2 separate regions of the Homo sapiens genome follow, and region 2 is linked to region 1. Evidence: chromatin contacts called from ENCODE Hi-C data. All regions are on one chromosome and are shown on one strand. The core of a region is the stretch at or near the end of the contact, and the rest is flanking DNA. Distances in the headings are between cores, read along the strand shown.

What was found. A loop is a pair of places that touch in the nucleus more often than their neighbours do. Pooled maps may share reads with other maps.
Region 2: a loop to region 1 is called in a map of naive thymus-derived CD4-positive, alpha-beta T cell, with 26 times the contacts of the local background. The contact joins the promoter of UVSSA here to the promoter of MXD4 in region 1. A Hi-C loop is called at or near these places in 1 of 168 maps with a recorded cell type or tissue (naive thymus-derived CD4-positive, alpha-beta T cell), 3 of 37 single-sample maps with no recorded cell type and 12 of 50 pooled maps.

What each region holds. Positions count from the first base shown.
Region 1 is chr4:2,258,058-2,263,584 of GRCh38, reverse strand. It overlaps MXD4 (MAX dimerization protein 4), which reads left to right and starts at 1,476. Exons shown (of 6, transcript NM_006454.3): 1 at 1,476-1,668; 2 at 1,761-1,860. The coding sequence starts at 1,605. RefSeq lists enhancers at 1-463, 464-1,125, 2,357-2,949 and silencers at 757-1,596, 1,647-1,706, 1,797-2,186, 2,197-2,256.
Region 2 is chr4:1,342,824-1,348,687 of GRCh38, reverse strand. UVSSA (UV stimulated scaffold protein A) reads right to left here and starts at 1,480. Exons shown (of 14, transcript NM_020894.4): 1 at 928-1,480; 2 at 499-598. The coding sequence starts at 596. RefSeq lists enhancers at 792-871, 2,717-3,239, 3,240-3,763 and silencers at 1,102-1,541, 1,782-2,111, 2,332-2,421.

The DNA of each region.
Region 1 (5,527 bases), core at 227-2,726:
TTTTTGTTCAGTTTCATTGCCAGCAGCAGCCCCTGTGTCCCACTGAGTACTTCTGGAGGGGTCCAGCCACCTTATGCCTCCACACTCTCCAGCCTGCGGGGCCTGGCCCTTGGCACATCCAGGCCACCAACCTCAAAAATCAAATCAGTGAGATGGGTCGGGCGAGGTGGCTCACACCTGTAATCCCAGAACTTTGGGAGGCCGAGGCGGGCGGATCACGAGGTCAGGAGATCCAGACCATCCATGGTGAAACCCCATCTCTACTAAAAATACAAAAATTAGCTGGGCGTGGTGGCACGCGCCTGTAGTCCCAGCTACTTGGGAGGCTGAGGCAGGGGAATCGCTTGAACCCGGGAGGCGGAGGTTGCAGTGAACTGACATCACGCCACTGCATTCCAGCCTGGGCAACAGAGCCGTCTCAAAAAAAAAAAAAAAAAAAATCTGCGAGAGGGTGGGGGGTGCCGAGGCCAGTCTGGGCCAGCCTTAGGGTCAGGGGTCACTAGGGAGACCCGCCAGCTGGGATTTGATGAAGGGTTCACTCCCGTCCCCACTTAGGGCGTCCTCGGCCAGAGGTGGCCAGCGCCTGCCTCTAGGAACGTCCCTGCCCCTCAGGCCAGACACAGAGCATGCAGCCCCCCACTCCGGGGAGCCTCTCGACTCTGGCCGCACGTCTGTGTCCCTTCCCCAGACCTGGGCCCTCCCTCAGCTCCGGCGTCCACTGGGCGATCTGAGGAGCCCGCCCGCTCTGGGCCTGTTTCCCCACTGACACCCTCAGAGACGCCTGGCTCTTAGGATCAGAGCGTCTGCGTCCCTCTCCGAGGTCCCGGCCCTTCCCGGGGCCACTCTGCGCCCGGCGGGGAGGGGAGTCGTTCACGGCCCCACGCAAGACCCCCGGGCAGAGCGCGAGGCCTCGTCCCCCCACGCAGCCACTGCTTTCGTCGCGCTCAGACCCGGCGGCCCGGCCCGGCCCGGCGCACGCCCCGGAGCGCCCTGCTTCGCTCTCGTAGCGGAGACGCTCCTGCGTCCTAACGGGCCCCCAGGACGGCGGGCGGTCCCCGCGCGCTGCGCTTCCTCTCGGCAACGCGTCCGGCTGCGGCGCCCTCATTGGCCGCGCGCCCCGCCACCGGCCATTGGCTCGCAGTGCCTGTTTTACATAGGCCGCTCTGGCCAATCGGCGCGCGGCGCCTACTTAACATGCACGGCGGCCGCCAGTCAGCTAGCGCGGGGGCCGGGCCACCACGTGCTGTTGCTAAGCTCGGGCTTCTAAATTGTTACTAGCGCGGCCGGCCTATCCCAGCCCAGCTCTGCATCTGTCAACATTCTCGGCCCGGCCCGAGGCGCTCGACCCGTCCCCATTGGCCCCAGCCCGGCCCGGCGCCCGCCCCCGGGGCGCGAACGCCGCCTCCCATTGGCTCTGCGGGCCGCCGCTCTCCCTTATGTGTCAATTTGAGGGCCTGAGGCGGAGGGTGGCGGCCGAGCGCCGGAGTCCGCGGAGTCTGGAAGTGCGGCGGCCGGGCGCGCGGGGTGGGCGGCGAGCGGAGCCGGCCGGAGCGGGCCGGGCAGCGGCCGCCGCCGTCCCGGGGCGGACGGGCGCGGGCGGGAGGATGGAGCTGAACTCCCTGCTGATCCTGCTGGAGGCGGCCGAGTACCTGGAGCGCAGGGATCGAGGTAGCGCTCGCACCCCATTGTGCGCCCGCGGCGGTGGGCGGGCGGCGGGGCCGTGCCGGGCGGGGGCCGCTGACCGCGCCGTGTGTCCGCAGAGGCCGAGCACGGCTACGCCTCGGTGCTGCCCTTCGACGGCGACTTCGCCAGGGAGAAAACAAAGGCGGCCGGCCTGGTGCGCAAGGCCCCGAACAACAGGTACCGCCCCCCGCTCCCGACCCCGCCCGGCCCGGTCCGAACCCCCGCCCCCGCCCGGAGCGTGCTCTCCGGGCCCCGATTCCCGGCCCGCGGCCCTCAGCGCCGCCGCCGCGCGCCCCGGCGGCCAGCCTGGAGGAGGAGGCGCGCAGGCCGCGGCCGCAGCCCCGCCCGGCCGGCCCCGCCCTCGCCGTCGCCATCTTCCCGCGGCCGCGCCTCCCGGGCCGCTCGCGTAAACAGTGCCACGCGTACAGCGCCCGCCGCCGGGGTCCGCTCCCGCGCCCGCTCCCCGCCCCCGAGTTGTTCTGGACTTTTCCAGGCGGTAGAAAAGTTGTCAGCGGGCGCTGGCCGGTGCCCCGTGGGTCTGGGGAAACAGGCTCAGCCAGGGTCTGCGGGGGCTGCCGGCCCTAACCCCTTCTCTCCGCGGGTGGGTGGGCGGCCTCCTTTCGACTGGCTCTGCCAGCCGAACTCTGCTGCTCGGCCACCTTCCCCCGCCCCCAGGAGCCTAGACAGAGAAGCGAGTGGAGGCGCTGTCCTGGGCCCTCACTCCTCCCAGGGTGCCCACCGCTTCTGCCCAGCCTCCTGACACAGCGAAACTCCAGCCACCAGTATGGGGGTCCTCTTTTTTAAGACAGAGGCCTTTTAAGGGGGCGGGAGGAGGGGGCAGGCTGCAGGGCAGGGGCCCCATGAAGTCGTTACTACGGGTGCCAGCTGCGCCCTCCATACCTTGACCTCGTGTTCAGGCAGCAGAAGCCCTGAAGCTGGGGTGCGTACAGGTCCCCCGCGTGGGGAGTGGGGACCCTGGGCCGGGGCTCCCCGGGGATTTCCACCCTCCTGGCTGCTGTGAGGACCATAGCACACCTGGTCCTGTCTGGGCCCACCTTGGCCCAGCCCTTTTGTGTGAGCAGGCTGGGAGCTGCGTTTGTAGGGGGCTTCAGAGCCCCAGGGCATGGCTCATTCCTGTGGTCCACCTGTTCTAGGGAATCCGAAAGGCTGGTGTAGGGACCCATTTCTGTGGCATCCTGAGCCAGGCGAGGAATTGGTTGAGTCTCCAGCTGCCCTGGCTGGGACCCGTCCCTGAGTCCCAGCCCCTGGTCCCCTACTGGGGACAGTTTGGGGAAGGACAGGAGTGTGACGAGGGAACCATTGCCTCAGGCCTCCTCAGTGAGCAAGCCCGGCCCCCGCTGCCGCTTCTCTCCAAACCAAGTCCCTGACCCGTGGAGAACTCTGGGGCGTGAGCTGGGGCTCCCCCAGCATGGAGAATCCAAAGCTGACAACCAGCGTCCTGGCCAAGGCTGCCCGAACACTGCCTCTATGCTGAGCGTTTCACACATGCAGCCAGTTCATCTTCACCCCAGGCTCAGAGAGGTGATGTGATTTTTATCTCTATGGCCAAGGAAACTGAGGCAAGGAGAGGTTTGGTTACTTGCCTGCCACTCACCCATCTCTGATGACGCCTGTTCCTGAGATGGGGTCCCAGCTGTCCACATTCTGCTGGGACAGAGACCATGGGGGCACTGGTGAGGGAGACAGAGGGCTCCCCAACTCTGGTGCATCTCCCCTGGCTCCTCTGGGCCGAGCCCCGCTCCCCCGGGGCCTGAGGCAGCCCAGGGCTGGCGGCTTGGCCCCTTCCTCGGGTGGGCAGCACTGCCCTGGAGGTTTCCTCAGCCAGCCCAGACAAGTAGCTGGGCGGAGCAGGGGGCCAGAGGATCTCTGAGCCCCTGACTTGTCCCCACCTGTGAGGCTTCCATGCTCTGCCAAGGTGAGGGAGGGGACATGGCACAGTGAGGCTGGGGCAAGGGTAGGGAGTGGGGCCGGAGGACAGTGTCAGGGTTGAGGGAGGCGGCAGAGCACTGGGGCCAGCCTGCAGGGGGGTCCATTCTGTGGGAAGTGTGCTTGTCTCCTGGGGTCACGGGAATGCTGGGAACGCACTTGGCCTGGCCTCAGCGGGGACAGGTCCCACCTCTCCTGAGGGATAGAGTGCTCCTGGGACCCATGTTGCAAACATCCCCCTCGATGGACCCCAAGGGTCTCTGGGCCCAGGAGGAGCTGCAAGAGGGGCCCTGGCTGCTGGAGGAGGGCCCCCTGCCTCCAGGGTGGGGTCCAGCCCCGTGCCACCCTTCAAGGGGTAGGCAGGTAGGCTTTTATGTTGAAGGGCACCTGCTGACCCCGACCTCCCTCTTGACTACAGACCCACGTGGCCAGGCTGCAGTTTGGGCTGAGGACAGAGAGTACGGCTCATTCCTGCGGCCTGCCTATTCTGGGGAAGCAGAAACGCTGGCGTAGGGGCCTATCTCTGTGAGGCCAGTGAGGAGCATATGGCTGTGGCCTCTGCTGGCCCTGGTCGGCCCTGGCTGGCCCTGGCAGTGATTCGGAGGCTCCTTGTCCAGCCCATGTGACCAACAGGCCCTCCCGGACCCTGAGACCTGGGTCTGGAGGCTCTGCTGAGGCTACACAAGGAGGCCCAGGGCCTGTTGGTGCAGCGGGTGGGAGGGGCAGGCCCTTGGCCTGAGTGGTTGGGACAGGAGACGCCAGATCCCAAGTTCCTGAAGCAGGCAGTGGTCAGCAAGAAGCTTCAGGAAGGAGCCAGGTCCTGAGGGCAGGGAGAGGCCTCAGGGCTGGGTCTGGAGGTGCCCCGAGGCAGTCTGAGCTCTCTGCCCACCTGTGCAGCGGCATCCTGGGAGGCCCGGGAGCCCTGGCTGGCCTGTGGGGTCCTGCCTGGACACGGAAGGTGGCCTGGAGCTGGGAGCGAGGTCCCCCTGCCTCGTTATCCTCCAGGCAGATGCTGTGGCACACCCTGTGGTGCTGGGAATTGTGTGCCCGCGTCTGAATGGGCAAGACAGGTGAGCAGCAGGTGGGGCCACTGTCCCCAGAGAAGCTGAGCCCGGGCCTCCAGGGCAGCCCATCCTGCTAGCACAGCCCCTGAGGGAAGTGGGAGGGCTGGCCTCAGTGTCCCCCTGTGCCTACTGGCCTGGGAAGCATCCACATCTCAGAAGCCCCCTCATGGGCTGACCTGGCTGACGCTGCTGTGTCCCTGGTCCCCATTGGTAAGGTGGGCTGTGGTCACGCAGGTGTGTGAGCCCGAGAGAGTGGTGGTGTCAGGACAGGACCACCTGTGTCCTGAGGGCCTGGTCTCTGGGCTCCATCTCCACCTGCTGTTTGTCCCGGGTGCTAGGCTGCTTTGGCTCCAAGGACACAGCTGGCCTCAGGGATTGGGGAGCAGGGAAGGCAGGTGGCTGGTGGGGGTCAGCGCCAGGACCTGTTGCTGCTCCCTGGGCCTCCCCCATCCCTCTGGAAGGGGGCCTAGGTCCTCCTGTCAGCCAGATTCACCACGGGCCTTGCTAGGTGGGCTGGTGGCCCTGGGCGCCCTGGACCTGCCTGCAGCTCTGGGCCTCCCTGTAAGCAAGGCTGGCCCCTGCTGCTGCTTCTCACCAAACCAAGTCCCTGACCCATGGAGAACTCCAGGGCGTGAGCTGCGGCTCCCCCGGCACGGAGTACCCAAAGCTGACAACCAGCGCCCACCCTTAGCATGTGGTTCCCCCCACCCTGGGTGGGCAACTGCTCACCTGCCCCAGGCCTCACTGCTCTGGGCCATTCCAGGACCCAGACACAGCCAGCCACTGTCTGCAGGTCCTGGCCCCCTAGGAGAGCACTGCTCTCTGTGCCCTGG
Region 2 (5,864 bases), core at 231-2,730, 910 kb after region 1:
TTATGCTCCACCCTCCGAGGGGAAGTTTTGCTTCCCCCATGAATCTCTGGCTGCCTGAGGGTGACGGCAGAGATCCCCTCCGGCGTTTTCCTTGGAGGAAGTGAACAGAGGTGGACATACCCTAAAGGCGATGGACCAACTCGCCCATCAGCAAGCTCTATTCTTTCCCTTCGAAAAGTCCAGCAGCAAAGAAAAAGATGCACGTTTCTCTCTGAATCACATTTGTGCACTCAAGAACTCCTACAGGATGTGCTCCAGACCACACAAATGGGAATGAAGAGAAGCACCAACCACAGAGCAGTGGGGTCCCCAACGCCACACGCCCCGACCCCAGAACATGACCACCCGTCAGAGCCGGGTACTGCAGGGCCCCGAGAAAATGTCCTGGGTGTGTCCCTCGGGTGGTTCTCTCCCAGGTGGGGGCAGGAGGGCAGGGCCCTGTGTGTGTCCTGGGCTCAGTGGGCCAGTCAGTTACTGTTACTGAACCCTAAGACATACTTGCAAATTTTCTTCAGTTCCTTCATTTTCTCAGGATTTAGTCGGGGTTCTCCTGAAGTTGTGAGCTCTTCTACCAACTTCGAAAGTTTCTGATCCATATCTAGAAATAAGTAAGGCAGAGATGCTATATCACCATCTGTATTTTATAGCTCTCGGTGTTATTAACGTGTTTACTGGGTTCCACTATAAACCGAAAGCTCCGGGAGGACCCTGAGGCTGGGGTCCATCTGTGGGTGCCTCTCTGGGAAATATGTGTGTCCAGCAAGGCCTTTACGGCGGTGATTGCAGTTTTAAAAGTGAACCTTAAACTCGGGACCTCTACAATCCCGTGTGTGGGACGCTGCATTGAGGGTCGTGCGTTAAAGGAACCAGTGGCGCTGTCCGAATCAGCTTTTCCCCAACGTGACTGTTGCTGTTTCCCTTATTCACTCAGATTCCGCAGGGCAGCCTCCAGCAAGGCTGCAGAGGCCAAGAGGAGCCAAGAAATTCTGAGACCAATGAAAAGTCGCGTCCGGAGAGCAGGGGCGGCCCTAACGGAGGCAGCCTGCCCGGATACCCAGGGCCGAGCACCGCGGCGTGCCTGGTGGGATGAGGCGAGGGCCTGCCGCACCGCCAGGGAAAGGCCGAAGGACCCGGAAGGAAGCGCCAGGCGAGGCCGGGGCGGAGGCTGGGAAGCTGCGCCCTACTCGGGGAAAGAAGGGGCCCGGCAGGGCCACGCGAGGCTTGGACCGCGGGGTCGCTCTCGCACAGCGGCTGCACCGGGCGGGCGCGCCGGCTTCGACGGTGCTCGGGGGGCTGCGGCCTGTCACTCGGCCCAGGGCCCGCCCTCCGGCCCCGCCGCCGGCGCTCTCGGGCACACGGGACACGCCCTGGCCGCAGGTCTCTGCCCGGCGCCCGCAGAGCCCCGGGGACCGAACCGGCGCGACCCCCGCCCGGCAGCGTAACCACAGCCCCACCTACCGCTGACGCGGCCGCTCGCCTCGCCCCGCCCCTTCCGGCGGGGGGACCGCCCCTCTTGTCAGGTGCCCAAGACCTCTACCGCCATTGGCTGGCCCTGGGCCGGACGCATCAGGACCTGGGGTCACCACAGCGACGACTGCACCTACCGCTCGACGCGGCCTTTCTCGCCGTTGCCCCACCCTTTCCGGTCAAGGCCCCGCCCCCTAGCACGTGCCCTGAGCTCGACAGCCAATGGCTCACCCCAGCCCAGGAGGCGCAGGCGCAAAGACGCGGCCGAGGTCTGCGCGGTGACGTAGGCGCGCTCCCGGCGAGGGCGAGGCAGGCTGCCGGGGGTGGGGAGGGGGACGCACGAGAAAAAAGAGGCGGGAGGGCGCAGAAAGTCCTTAAAGGGGCCGCATGTACGGGCGCCGGGGGCGGGGCCGGCCGGGAAACTGAGGCCGAAAGGAAGTTCCGGTCTGGGCCTCAACGCCACGCCCGCCCGCGGGCTCGCAGCCAGGTCCCTTCACCTGCAGAGGGCCGGTGAGGACCGCCCAGACGGGCGGGCGCGGGCCCCCGCCCCCGAGCTCGCCCCGCGCAGGGCGCCCTGAACCCCGCGGCGCCTCCCCGCTCCGGCCTCGGGAAGGGAATCCCTGGGCGGGCTTGGGGGTCTTCGGGGCCCACCTCGGCGCCAGACGCACAGCAGGTACCCCTGGGCCCGGGCTGGCCCTGGGCGGAATGAGAAGCAGAGGCGCCGTCCGTCCTGCCGCCGAAGTCCGCAGCCTCGAACGCAGGGGAGTGCGAGGTCGGCTGCGGACGGACGGACCTGGAGACCGCGCTTGGGAAACCGTGGCTTCGGAGGAGCGTGGTGTGGACCCCACTCGCGGGGCGCCCGGCACAGGCCACGCAGAGCAGACGCCCGACTGGGCTCCCGGGGCTGGGTGCAGGGCGGGGGCCGCCGGCGGCGGGCCGGGGTTTCTTTTTCGGGGGGATGGGCGTGCCCTTGCATTACGGTGGTGGTAGCTCACAACTCTGTTAATCGTGTTTTTACAGGGTGGGTTTCAGGATGTGTGAGTTATATCTCAGTAAAGCAATTATTTTAAAAAGGAAAAGAAGAGGGACTCCCTGCGCCGCCCCTCTCTGCAGCACCAGCTTCTGTCCCTGGGCGTCAGTGGCTCCCAGCTCCTAGCTTGCAGCCAGCCCCGAGCCGCTCCTCCGCCTCACCCCTTCCTCACCCTGCCTCTTGCTTCACTGAGCAAGCTGCAGCCAGACCCTCCCTCAGCGCCCCTTGCCCTGTGCATCCAATCCCCGGCCTGTGGCTTCCTCCAAGGCACCCATCCAGCAGTTTCCCTCTGTCTTCTACAGCGTGGTTTTTTTTGTTGTTACTAGTTCTCATTAGTATAAAAGGGTGCCGTTTCTCCCATACTAACAAAACCCTCTCTTTATCCAACTTTTCTTACCAATTGCTAAGTCCAGTCTCCTTTACACTGCCCCGGGGTGTCCTCTCAGCCCTCAGGCTCAACAGCACAGCCAAGCTGCCCGTCCACTGCCCTCTGTATCCGCTGATGGCCCTGCAGCCTTTTTTTTTTTTTTTTTTTTTTTTTTTTTTGAGACAAAGTCTCGCTTTGTCACCCAGGCTGGAGTGCAGTGGCACGATCGCGGTTCACTGCAGCCTCCGCCTCCCGGGTTCAAACGATTCTCCTGCCTCAGCCTCCCGAGTAGCTGGGATGACAGTCACCCGCCACCACGCCCAGCTCATTTTTGAATTTTTAGTAGAGACGGGGTTTCACCATGTTGGTCAGGCTGGTCTCGAACTCCTGACTTCAGGTGATCCGCCCGCCTCGGCCTCCCAAAGTGCTGGGATTACAGGCGTGAGCCACCGTGCCTGGGCCACCGTGCCTGGGCCTGCCCTGCATCCTTCTGTTCGCTTGGACCAATTATCTGACTCACTTGGGCTTCTCTCTTCCTCTCACTCCATGCCCATTTGGTTTGCAAATCCTGACAGCCCTACCTTCAGAACACATCCAGATCTGAGCACGTCCCACTGCCTCATTGCCACTGCCAATTCCTGGCCACCCCTGCAGCAGGTCACTGCCGTCACCTTGTCTTTCCCTTGCACCCTGGTACCCCTAGACCATCATGCAGCAACCAGAGGGACCTTTGAAAGTCTAAGGTCGGATCACAGGATTCCTCTACACAAAATCCTCCGACGGCTCCCATCCCAGGGCAAGGCAAAACCTGTCGTGGCCTGTGTTTGCTGCCCCCTGCATCCCACCGGTTGACTTCTCCAGCCTGCTCTTGCTGCCACACGGCCTCTGGGGAGCGGATCCCTCTGCCGGGAAGCTTCTGCCAGTATCCACAGAGTTCCTTGCCTCCTTCCAGCCACTGCTCATGTCTCACCCTGAGCAAATACTTCTGCACCCGCTCACCTCCCTGGCTCAACACCCCCCATCCGTTTTCTAAACCTGCCGTGCTTGTTCCCAGGGCACTTCTGGCCCTTGTGTCACACAGACTTACTGTCTTACTAGGTGATTCGCTTTTTTCTCTTCACTCCTAAAACATACAGTCCCTGAAAATAGGGATCTTTGTTTCATGAAGCCAGACAAAAAGCAGGTGCTCAATATTTGTTGAATGCTGGATAAGATTAGAAAGCCAAGATAAATCATGATGAGAGTTAGACGATATTCTTGTTTGTTTTTGTTTGAGACAGAGTCTTGCTCTGTCGCCCAGGCTGGAGTGCAGTGGTGTGATCTCGGCTCACTGCAACCTCTGCCTCCCAGGTTCAAATGATTCTCGTGTCTTGGCCTCCCAAATAGCTGGGATTACAGGCGCCCACCACCACGCCCAGCTAATTTTTGTATTTTTAGTAGAAACAGGGTTTCACCATATTGGCCAGGCTGGTCTCGAACTCCTGGCCTCAAGTGATCTGCCCACCTCAGCCTCCGAAAGTGTTGGGATTACAGGCATGAGCCACTGCACCAAGCCAAGAATTAGAAGATACTTCTAAAAGATATTTTAAAAGAACCAATGGAAACTTAGAGATGATAAAACCCAAGCAGGATAAACAAAGAAAACCACCCAAGGCACATCTTAAATTGCAGAAAACTAGTGACAAATCTTAGAAGCAGTCAGATTAAACAAGGCGTATGACATACAGGCACAAAGAAGCCAAGGATTTCTTGTCCCCTCCTCCCCCTCCACCCAAAAAAAAAAGCCAGAAGAAAATGGAACATCTTTAAGGTGGTAAAAGAAAAAATACTGTCAATCTAGAACTGTATATGCAGCAATATAGCCTTTAAAAACTGAGGTGATGTAAAAGCATTTTCAGACAAAAGCTGCATGAATTATGACCAGCAGATTTGCAGTCCAGGAACTGTTATAGGATGCTCTTCAGATGAAAGGAAAATGATACCAGAGGCAAACTTTATAAAAGGAATGAAAAGTTCTATAAATACTTTTTTTTTTTGAGACGGAGTTTCACTCTTGTCACCCAGGCTGGAGTGCAATGGTGCGATCTTGGCTCACTGCAACCTCTGCCCTCTGGGTTCAAGCGATTTTCCTGCCTCAGCCTCCCGAGTAGCTGGGATTACAGGCACGTGCCACCACGCCTGGCTAATTTGTGTATTTTTAGTGGAGACAGGGTTTCACCATGTTGGTCAGGCTGGTCTCGAATTCCTGACCTCATGATCTGCCTCCTGGAGGTGGCAATACCTTAGATGCGAGAAGGATCTAAATCTGCAGGAAGATATACCATATTCATGGGTTGAGGACTCAATATTGTTATGATTTATAAGTCCTTGTTATGGACTGAATTGTGGCCCCTGCCTACCAAATTCCTATGTCGAAGCCCTAACCTCCAATGTGACTTTATTTGGAGATGAGGCCTTTAAAGAGGGGAACGTTAAATGAGATTCTAGGGATAGAGCCCTCATCTGATAGGACTGATGTCCTCGTAAGATGAAGAGACTCCTGAGATGTGTGTGCACAGGAGGAAGTCCACCACGAGAGGTACACAGTGAGAAGGGGGCCGTCTGCAAGCCGGGAAGAGAGGCCTCACCGGGAGCCAACCCTGCCAGCATCTCCTCTAGAACCGTGAAGAAATAAATGTCCATTGTTTAAACCCGCTAGTCCGTGGTCTTCTGTTACGGCAGCCGAGCAAACTAATACCGTCCCCAAATAGGGATGATAGGTTCACTGCAGTTCCAGTGACAATCCCAGCACACTTTTTACAGTGTTCAGCAGACACTGATGAGTTGATTTTACAACGTGCGTGGAAATGCAACAGACCTAGGACCACCAAGACCATTCTGAAAAAGCAGAACTGGAGGACTCATCATACCCCCTGGTTTCAAGATTTGCCTTAAAACGGCAATAGTTAAGATAATGTGGTGTTAGGACAAGGATAGACCTAAAGGCCAGTCTAACAGAAG